2 separate regions of the Homo sapiens genome follow, and region 2 is linked to region 1. A link is an interaction called in ENCODE POLR2A ChIA-PET data of the cell type or tissue named here. Cell type or tissue: OCI-LY7. All regions are shown on one strand. Links, peaks and the distances in the headings refer to the core of each region. The heading gives the core; the rest is flanking DNA.

Region 1 (5,386 bases), core at 129-5,128:
CTTCTATGAGTGGGTTTGTGTCATTCATCCCAGGAATATTGTTATATTTTGCTATATTTTTGTGTTAGCAAAATAAATAGTAAGTTTGTATGTTTTGAAACTTTATATAAAAAGGCCTAATACTGTGTATATCTTTTGTTACCTGATATTTTCACCCAGTGTTCTCATATGGTAGCTCCATTAAACTTCTGTATTCTACCAAAAAATAAACTAGTTCATTGCTTATTTATTTCCATTGTATTTCTTGTGCTTTCTACTTACCATGCTTTTCTTTAATTTTTTCCACCTCTCTTACTATCTTCTGTTTATTTATAGTGTTTTCTTTGTTTCCTTTTCCTCTACTACTTTAGAAATGATACATTCTCTTTTTATTTTTCTAGGCTTTATCCTTAAATTTTTAACACAAACAACTGCCTTCAAAATCTGCATTCTCCTCCCAAATAATACAAAGATCTTAGATTTTTAACTTTGATTGGCTCTAGTCACTTGCCATGTTATTATTGTCTAAAGCTGTGCTAATACAATAGCTACTTGCCATATGTGGCTATTTAAATTTAAATTAATCAGTGTTAAATAAAATTAAAAATTATTTTCCTTAGTTGCATAGCCACATTTCAAATGTACAATAGTTACATGTGGCTAATGGCTACCAGATTGGGCAGAGCAGATACAGAACTTTTCCATCATTGAAAAAAAAATACTGCAAGACAATCCTAGTTATTTACATCTAGTTTTTAACTCTCTGCCTAGTCATTATCATTTATTTATTTATTTACTTATTTATTTTTGAGACAGAGTCTCACCCTGTCGCCCAGGCTGGAGTGCAGTGGGGTGATCTGGGCTCACTGCAAGCTCCGCCTGCTGGGTTCACGCCATTCTCCTGCCTCAGCCTCCCAAGTAGCTGGGACTACAGGCGCCCACCACCACGCCCGGCTAATTTTTTTTGTTATTTTTAATAGAGACGGGGTTTCACAGTGTTAGCCAGGATGGTCTCGATCTCCTGACCTCGTGATCCACCCGCCTCGACCTCCCAAAGTGCTGGGATTATAGGTGTGAGCCACTGCGCCCGGCCTTCTAGTTATTATTATTAGTATTGATTTTTACAGTCAAGACTTTCTTAGATTTACCTTTGTGTTTACCAATTTATTTGCTTACCATCGTTTTTTGCATTTATAGGGATATAAAATATAAATCCTAAGCAAAGAATATTAAATTATTTTTCATATTATATCTCCATTTCCCCCACTCTGCCATCTCATGAGCAATTTCCTCAGCTCCATCTCCTAGTTTATCTCTTTTCAAATAAGTATGCTCTGCTTTCACCCAGTCCATTAATTTAGTCTTTCAATAATGTATTTTTGAATCTTAAAAGTATGATTTGCTCAAATCTACTTTTCTTTGAGGGTCTTGTTCTGTCCTGAGTATTTCTCTACCTTTAAAAAACATTTCATTTTAAATATGTTAATTTTAGAGTGTAATCGATTTTTCTGGACCTCAGTTATCTAAACTATGAAATGGAGCTTTAGACTAAATGGCCTGTAAGGTGACTTCCAGCTCTGAAATTTTAATATGTACTCTGACATTCATTTATTTTTTTAATAAATATTGTTGGAGTACTTTGCATTTCCAAGTAATGAAGGTGGCACTGAAGCATGCCAGTGAATAAAGAATGATTATTTTAAAAGCCACCTTCCCCAGACCTCTACAGGCTCTGAGCCAACACCTTCAGTTTTCTCATATCCCCTTCCTGTATTAACAGAGAAACAGGTGGCTGACCAGATGGACAGAGGCCAGGAAAAATTTCCATCTGGGTTTGGTTTCAGATCAGAGATATTTTTTGGAGGCTCATCAAAGAATCCAGTGAAAGGCTGGGCAAAAGAGGTGAACATTAGATCTCTAAGCTTCTCAGATATTTTTGTTTTGATCCTTATAGTACATAAAATGTAAAATTAGAGTTCCAACAGCTTTTCTACACTCTCTAAAACCAGCAGAATACAGGAGGGCTGGAAGAACAGTAACGAAGGACTGTGTTTCTTTTTATCTAAAGATTCCTGAAATTGACCTGGAAGAATGTAGTAAGATGCTGGAAGGGAACTGTGGGTATGATTTGAGGTGAGGGATAGGAAGGATGATTTTATTATATTTCTCTGAAGGGCAAGTGATTGATCAATACAACCATTTCTGCAGCTTGTATCTCACAGTGCCTCACAAGCATCTTTCAGGTTTTGCTCCTGTGTTGTCAAATGTTCGGTGAGTAAAGGATACAATGAGATTCAGTTGTCCCAAGCCCTGGCTTCTATCAGCCTATCACACTGATGGTGTGAATGCTGTGGATAGGAGCTACAGTTTCTCAGGCAAATAACATGGAAACAATTAAAAGAAATATTCAACTCATTTCAAGGAGCATTGGCTCTCCAGCCCCCTTTCTAACCAGATGCAGTCATGAGGCTTTTATAATTTTATTTATTTCCTTTGCTTAGGTTTTTAGAATAAACTTGATTAAGGCATACTTTATGTATACTTTCCCTTATTGAGACATACTTTGTATATGGTACTTTGTTTTAAAATTCAACAAAATACAACTTCTCTTCCTTTTCTATACTGTCCCAGACAAAGTTTTTTTTTTTGAGATGGAGTCTCGCTCTGTCGCCCAGGCTGGAGTGCAGTGGCGCCATCTCGGCTCACTGAAAGCTCCGCCTCCCGGGTTCACGCCATTCTCCTGCCTCAGCCTCGCGAGTAGCTGGGACTACAGGCGCCCGCCACCATGCCCGGCTAATTGTTTTTTGTATTTTTTAGTGGAGACGGGGTTTCACCGTGTTAGCCAGGATGGTCTCGATCTCTTGACCTCGTGATCCGCCCGCCTCGGCTTCCCGAAGTGCTGGGATTACAGGCGTCAGCCACCGCGCCCGGCGCCAAAGTTTTGAAACTAAATGTCAAGGTTGAATTCTTCCTTTGACTACCGATGTTTTGGGAGACTTGACTGTCTCTGAAATTTCTTTTCCTTTGTGTTAACTATAAAACAACTCTTCATTCTAACTAAAGATCTAAATAAAGATCTTTAACATTGTATGCTTTCTGTAAGCCCTCGAGGCACTGTGTCTAATTTATGCTACCTACATATAATTTTTATCCCTCTGTATTAGCCTGTTTTCATACTGCTGATAAAGACATACCCAAGACTGGGTAATTTACAAAGAAAAAGAAGTTTAAAGGCTTCACAGTTCCACCTGGCCGGGAAGCCTCACGATCATGGTGGAAGGTGAAGGGCACATCTTACATGGTAGCAGACAAGGGAGAAATGAGAACCAAGCGCAAGCTGAAATCCCTTATAAAGCCATCAGATTTCGTGAGACTTATTCACTACCACCAGAACAGTATGGGGGAAACTGCCCCCATAATTCAGTTATCTCCCACCAGGTCCCACCCACAACACGTGGGAATTATGCCAGTTACAATTCAAGATGAGATTCGGGGGTGGGGACACAGCCAAACCATATCACCCTCCTTTTCCCTCACTCCTGCTTCTATCCAAATAGCTTTTCTATCTGTCGGTTTTCCCTCTGAAATGTCTTGCCCTCATCCTTTCCTTTCTGATCCACTTTTGAACAACTTTTCCTGGCCTCATTTCTTTTTGTTGTTGTTGTTTGCTTTTTTTTGTTTTTTTGTTTTTTTGTTTTTTGTTTCGCTCTTGTTGCCCAGGCTGGAGTGCAGTGGTGCAATCTTGCCTCACTGCAACCTCCGCCTTCTGGGTTCAAGCGATTCTCCTGTCTCAGCCTACTGAGTAGCTAGGATTCCAGGCGTGCGCCACTATACCCGGCTAATTTTTGGTATTTTTAGTAGAGACAGGGTTTCACCATGTTGGCCAGGCTGGTCTCAAACTCCTGACCTCAGGTGATCCACCCACCTCAGCCTCCCAGAGTGCTGGAATTACAGGCATGAGCCACTGAGCCTGGCCCCAGCTTCATTTCCTTTTATTTGATTGAAATAATTAATTCTACACATGCTCTGGCCAGATTAATGTTCCTAAAGCACAACTTTGATAGTCTCTCCTTTGCTCAAAAGCCATCAATGGCTCCCTTTTTCCTACTAAATCAGGCACTGTGTACTTATTCTGTTGGCTGTGACCTCTAGAGTCAGGCCCAATGTACCCAGCTGCTTTCAGTCGTACCCTGTACTCACCTTTCCTGTGGACCCTTCATTCTAGTCACATTAGTATCTCCTAAGGGCTTGGCCATGTCTGCCTTTACTTAAAATGTCCTTGCTGCCACATCTCTCTAGAGGCAATATTGCCCACTTTTGATCCTCAAATCAAATACTCCCTCCTCTCATTAGCCTTCCCTCAATCAGTGCAAATTTATATGTTATTTTTAATAAATATGATGTTTTATACTATGCCCATATCACATATTTTTAACTCAATTAAAATATTTTAAAATAAGAAATACCTGTTCACTTAATATTGAAGTAAATTCTACTGAGTGTAAAGGATCAGATTCTACGTTTGAACCTTAACATATTCATTTGTTTTTTTGTTTTTCGAGACAGTCTCACTCTGTTGCCCAGTCTGGAGTGCAGTGGTGCGATCTTGGCTCACTGCAACTTCTGCCTCTCAGGTTCAAGCAATTTTCCTGCCTCAGCCTCTGGAGTAGCTGGGACTACAGGTGCACACCACCATGCCTGGCTAATTTCTTATAGAGATGAGGTTTTGCCATGTTAGCCAGGCTGGTCTTGAACTCTTGACCTCAGGTGATCCACCTGCCTTGCCCTCTCAAAGTGTTGGGATTATAGGCGTAGCCACCGTGCCCAGCCCTCATTTGTTCTTAAATGCTATTTGGTATAGTAATAAAGATCTGGGTTCAAATCCTACCCCTGCCTCTTGCTAGTACAGAATTCTGAGATCTTTTAAACTTTAGTATTCTCACTTGTAAAATGAGGATTAAAAATGACCACTTCACAAGGTGAGGTAAAAATTAAATGAGATTTTATGGTTTATAAAGTGCTTAGCAAAGTGTCTGGCACATAGTACATGCTCAATGAATGGTTACTATTATTTCAAGCTAAATCATAAACTATTTCAAGAGAGATTTTTATACTCTAAAGCTTTCTGTCTAATGTAGCAGTCAATATCCACATGTAGTGATGAAACACTTGAAATATGGCCAGTCTGAATTGAGATGGGGGTAGTACACACAGGATTTTTAAGACAGCAAAAAGGAAAAAAAAAAGAGTAAAAGTAATCCCAGCACTTTGGGAGGCCTAGGTGGGGGAATTGCTTGAGGCCAGGAGTTCCAGACCAGCCTGAGCAACATAGCCAGACCCCATCTCTACAAAAAATTGAATTAGCCGGGCATGGTGGCACATGCCTGTGGTCCCAGCTACTTGGGAG
Region 2 (5,386 bases), core at 202-5,201, 390 kb before region 1:
CCAAGCTGGAGTACAGTGGCACGATCTCGGCTCACTGCAACCTCTGCCTCCCGGATTCAAGCGATTCTCCTGCCTCAGCCTCCCGAGTAGCTGTGACTACAGGTGCACACCACCATGCCTGGCTAATTTTTGTATTTTTAGTAGAGACGGGTTTCACTATGTTGGCCAGGCTGGTCTTGAACTCCCGACCTCAGGTGATCGCCTGCCTCTGCCTTCCAAAGTGCTGGGATTACAGGTGTGAGCCACTGCACCTGGCTTCCTTTTTTTGATTTACTTTTTCTTTTTTTTTTTTTCTTTGAGATGGAGTCTTGCTCTATTGCCCAGGCTGGAGTGCAGTGGTGTGGTCTCGGCTCACTGCAACCTCCACCTCCCAGGTTCAAGTGATTCTCCTGCCTCAGCCTCCCAAGTAGCTTGGATTACAGGCACCTGCCACTATGCCCGGCTAGTTTTTTTTTTTTCCTGTATTTTTAATAGAGACAGGGTTTCACTATGTCGGCCAGGCTGGTCTCAAACTCCTGACCTCGTGATCCACCCACCTCAGCCTCCCAAAGTGCTGGAATTACAGGTGTGAGCCACCACACCCAGCTTTTTTTTTCTTTTCTTTGTTCTGATATTTTTGTTTCTTTTGAAATGTCCTTTTCAGTGGAACTGGATGAATAAGACCTTTTCCTTTTTTAAAAAAATTGCTTTTCTCTTTGCTTTTTCTTCTCCTCTTCATTTATTCTTTTTTTCCAGTAATGCTTGCAATTTATTCATTCTTCATTTTATTCATCAATCTTCACTGTTTGCACTGCTGACATCCAAAACTATGTCCCTTTGGGGTCTACTTGGAGAAAGTTGCAGCATTCAAAAGTCAGGTGACCAGGAAGCCATATTTTTTACAGCCTGCTCTGACACTGTCCTTGTTGCAACCTGGGACTGCCATGATGGTGGTAAGAGGGGTCGCTGGAGACTCTGGCTTTCTAGAACACGCTTGCTTCCCATTAGCTGTGAGGACGAGGCACCGCCAAAGTGGCCACTTTCACCCATGCCACAGCCTAACCTGATTTTAAATAGTGAAAATCATAAACAACTTAAATGTCTAATATTAAACTGAGAAACATCTATATAAATGAGGATATGTTCATTGGATAGAATTCTATGCAGCCACTTAAAGTTTTCAAAGATTACATAACATGAAAAATGCTTCTGGTATAAGAAAAATGAGGACTTCTCTTTATTGTATACCAGGATGCTTTAGAATGTTTGTTTTTATAAATAGTGTTGCAACAATATCTTTGTAGGTATAGATTTTTCCACATTTAAGATTACATCATTAGGACACAATTTTTAAAATGGAATCACTTCGTAACAGCCTATGAACGTTTTTGTGGTTCTTGAGAAATATTGCTAACTTGCAAAGTGGCAGTATCACTTTGCAATGTCCACAATGTATGAAAATCCCAATTATCCCCCACCTCCACCAGAATGTGGCTCATTTGCATTTTACTTTGTTTTGTTATATTCTTCTCTCTTGGATAGTATTCTTTTGCATTTTAGAAATTCAAGGCCAGAATCAGCCACATCCCCACAATTAATAAATTTCTCCAACCTGGAAGCCAAAGGAAGCCTCCACTGGATGAAGAATCCATTGAGACTGTGAAGAATATATTTAAATTTGAACATGGCCTGTTTCTTAAAAACATGAGCACTACAGTAGCTGAGTATTAACAAATGAAACAAAGTCTAAGAAACGTAGTAAATATTTCACTATGCATTGGTAGCAGACCCATAAAAATATCATAAAGCCACATTAATGTAATAAAGTAATAAGACATGAGGAAATAAACTGCCTAATACCTGTAAGTTACAGAGCCTCTTCTACTTTTCATAAAACAAGAAAACACCAATTAATCAGAGCCATCCAAATATGAATCCTTCTGGATTCTACGTATTGCAAAAGAGTAAAATCACAAATATGCAAATGGATGCCAAAGATTTCTTTAAAAACAAAACAAAAAAAGCACACACATCACTATCATTCACTTCTATGACCTTTTGGGAAAAGTCCAGGGAACAGCATAGCTTCAAACCAGTTTCTTAAACTTTGAATCACTAGAGTATTCTGCAGACACAGCATGTATTTCTAGGATCAATTTCACAGTTAGTTTCTACTTCAGTATCGTAATCAGTTTTGACTATAAGCTGCTGTCAGTCTGAATCTGAAGGTTCTCCTCAGTCATCTCTGACAGCTAGCAAGTGAGCAGAGCACCTCAATGATGACGGCTTTTTCCAGCCTTGCCTGTGGTAACAACCTCTTTGCCACCATTAGGATTTATGGGATTTTCTTTCTTCTTCTTTAAATTGGGATTTTTTTAAGTACATCAAATAATTTTATCTAGATTTCCTATTCGGTTCAACTGGTACAGCTTTTTTCTTCCCTTAATTGAATTACTTATCACTGAAAGTTTAACAACCTCCTTGAAAGTCAGTTGGGAAAGGTAACCAATCTAACAGAACCATATGAACTCTGCCGTTATCAGTTGAGGACCCTACGCTTTCACTTAAAGAAAGGGTTTGAAGTATGACACCACTGCACATAACCAACAGGATAGGAACTGTAGATTTTTAGAGCTCTAAAGGGTTGATCATTTAGTTCAATTCCTCCTTAAGAATGAGAAACTGAGTCAGAGGAAAAGGAAATGACCTTCCAAAGAGCATCAAGTGGGTGGAAGAATTGGGCTGGGATTCAGGTCTCCCGATGTTCAATTTGGGCCCTAAAAGTGCCTTGGACATTAAAAGTTATAACTATGCCTAAAAATAAAGTGGTAATTTGAAACAAAATCAGTTTGTTTCAGAATCGTTACTCTTTCAGAGAGAAAAAATATCTACGCCTCAGGAAGTAGAATGTTGGCTTAAATAAACCCTCCTTCTCAACCCTTTTCGTTAATAATTGAATATTTAAATGTCAAAGATGATTTGAGTATTCAGAGGAAAAACTGACATGAAAGAAACAGGTTTGAACCAAAATGTCTTTTATTTGAATACTGAATACATTCAGTTAGGACATAACAGTGTGCTAAGAATAAAATTTTTTAAAGAAAAAAATAGCACTGGCAGCAATACAATTAAAATGGAAAAAGCATAATTTCTAATAATTTCAAATATAACACAAATGACAAATAGATACATTATCATTCTGTGAACTCCACTTAAGACTTCCTTTATGTGACAAGTTGTAGTTTAAGCTTACTTGAGACATGAGTATTTGGAATTTTCAAAAAATACCAAATATATAAAAAATAGACACAACAAATGGAAGAGTATATCATGATTCATTAGACACTTTTAATGAAAATAGTGCTTGACAATTAGAAAACAGTTAAAATTTTTGCTTTAGAAAAAAACTACCTCAAACTAATGTTCATATTAGAGGTGACAGTGCTATTTGTGTTTCTAGCATTCCATATTGAAGTTTATCTTTTAAATACAAAAAAAATATGCTCTGCCCATTACAGCAGGATGACATGAACTTAGTTTTCTGTTCCTCCAGATGCTCAGAGCAGCAACAAGACAAGTCTCAGGATCATCATGAGGCTGGATTTAAAATAAAACAAAGACAAAGGGAGAGTCACTTTTATCTGGCATAAGACAGAAAGGGCCATGCACTCGCCTACCCAGTAGTGTTACTAATCCTTGGCTTGGGGGCTCTCCCAGCTCAACCCCTTGGAGGATTAAAACATCCCAGACATAACTGAATTAGCCACTTTAAAATGTTCGCTAAATGAATAAGGAAAAATCAGAACCTGTTGTTCTGAAAACCTTGGATGAGGGTTTATAAGAGAAAGGTTTGGGAAGAAACAAACTTTCAGAAGCTAGTAAAATAAAGCAACTTGAAAAAATAATCGAGGACCAACTTGGGGCAGTTACTAATTCAATCTCAGCTACTTTCTATTAACTGAGGCCTTCTTCCGGATCCATAAACCCTACTTCATTTTTTCTTCCTTTTTTTTTTCTTTTTTCTGATGGAGTCTCACTCTGTCACCCAGGCTGGAGTATAGTGACGCAGTCTCGGCTCACTGCAACCTCCACCTCCTGAGCTCAAGCAATTCTCCTGCCTCAGCCTCCCAAGTAGCTGGGATTACAGGTGCCCGCCACCACACTTGGCTAATTTTTGTAGAGATGGGGTTTTGCCATGTTGGCTAGGCTGGTCTTGAACTCCTGACCTCAAGTGATCCACCCGCCAAAGCCTTCCAAAGTGCTGGGATTACAGGCATGAGCCACCGCACCCAGCCCATAAACCCTACTTCTGATTCTTCCCACCACCAAGTATCACTTTTAGAACAGGGCTATAACTGGAAAGCTGTCTTTTGTAATCACACTCCTCCTCCCCTCCCTGAAACATAATACATAGTCACACTAGAAAATTCTACACAAAAGTAGAAAGAGGAACATTACAATTATTCATCACACTATCACCCACAGAAAAACACTAACAGCTTGAAATATTTCCTTCCTGTTTTTTTATACACAAACTTTTTTTAATCACACTATATGTGGTTGTTTTCATCCTGTTTTTATACCTTATTATGTCACTAAGATTTTCCAATGCCACCAAATCATTTTTGAAAACATAAAAATGTAATGCTCATTCAATATTCCATTAAATGGACAAAACATTTTTTCAAACATCTCCTTACTGGTGAACTGTTAGGTTGTTCCTAATTTTTCAGTCTATTGTGTTTTCACTAGAAATAAAGTTGCAATGAACATCAGTCTTTGTGCATATCTCACTGCTTTGGAATAAATTCCAAAAAGTGAAAATGTCTATCAAAGGAAATAAACATGTTTATGGCTTTCAACATATAAAGCCAGCTTTCTGGAGAAATTTTTAAAATGTTATCTCTAAATTTTTATTTGGTAATATGCTTAATCTCATGGATAGAATTACTGGATCAAATTAAGAGAAACTTGAGGCCCTCTGTTTATCTTTTAAAAAATATTAAAACTTCTCTCTTAAAAACTCTTAAAAATATTAAATTTCTGTCCCTTAAAAACTTGAAATAACTGTATCACACTGTCACTCTGTCAAACTCTCTAAAAGGGACTGAGTATTAGATTTAAATGAACACATTTAGTGTTGCAGATGGGTGAATCTTGAGGAAAAATGAGGCTGAGTTTAGTTAGCTCTTTCTTCTGAAAAAGGCAAGTATGCCTATGTGACCAGATACTACAGCAACACTATGCGTATCCAATAAGAATGTTCATGGGTACATCAATATCAAAGACCCACTGAATCCATGCTATCTTAAGGTTTTTACTGTCATGCTTATTATAACAAAAAGGACTTTGATCTTTCAAATTAAAATTGATGTTTCCCAAAAATTCAGCACTTCAAAACAACAGC

Evidence for each region. Peaks named below come from ENCODE experiments on the same cell type or tissue, not always from the same donor. Only the 100,000 strongest peaks of a DNase experiment are listed, where the experiment ranks them.
Region 2: POLR2A ChIA-PET joins it to region 1 with 5 read pairs; 2 of 35 experiments call an interaction of 5 or more read pairs at or near these places.

The regions. Positions count from the first base shown.
Region 1 is chr6:52,289,639-52,295,024 of GRCh38, reverse strand. No RefSeq gene overlaps it. Among named protein-coding and RNA genes, the nearest start is that of MCM3, 7.6 kb to the right of the region's middle. In OCI-LY7, for the core only: no CTCF peak of the experiment used is centred there; no DNase peak of the experiment used is centred there; H3K27ac peaks cover 397 bases.
Region 2 is chr6:52,684,200-52,689,585 of GRCh38, reverse strand. TMEM14A (transmembrane protein 14A) reads right to left here. Exons shown (of 5, transcript NM_014051.4): 5 at 2,998-3,576. The coding sequence ends at 3,537. It also overlaps the pseudogene GSTA8P and the pseudogene SREK1IP1P2. Among named protein-coding and RNA genes, the nearest start is that of TMEM14A, 16 kb to the right of the region's middle. In OCI-LY7, for the core only: no CTCF peak of the experiment used is centred there; no DNase peak of the experiment used is centred there.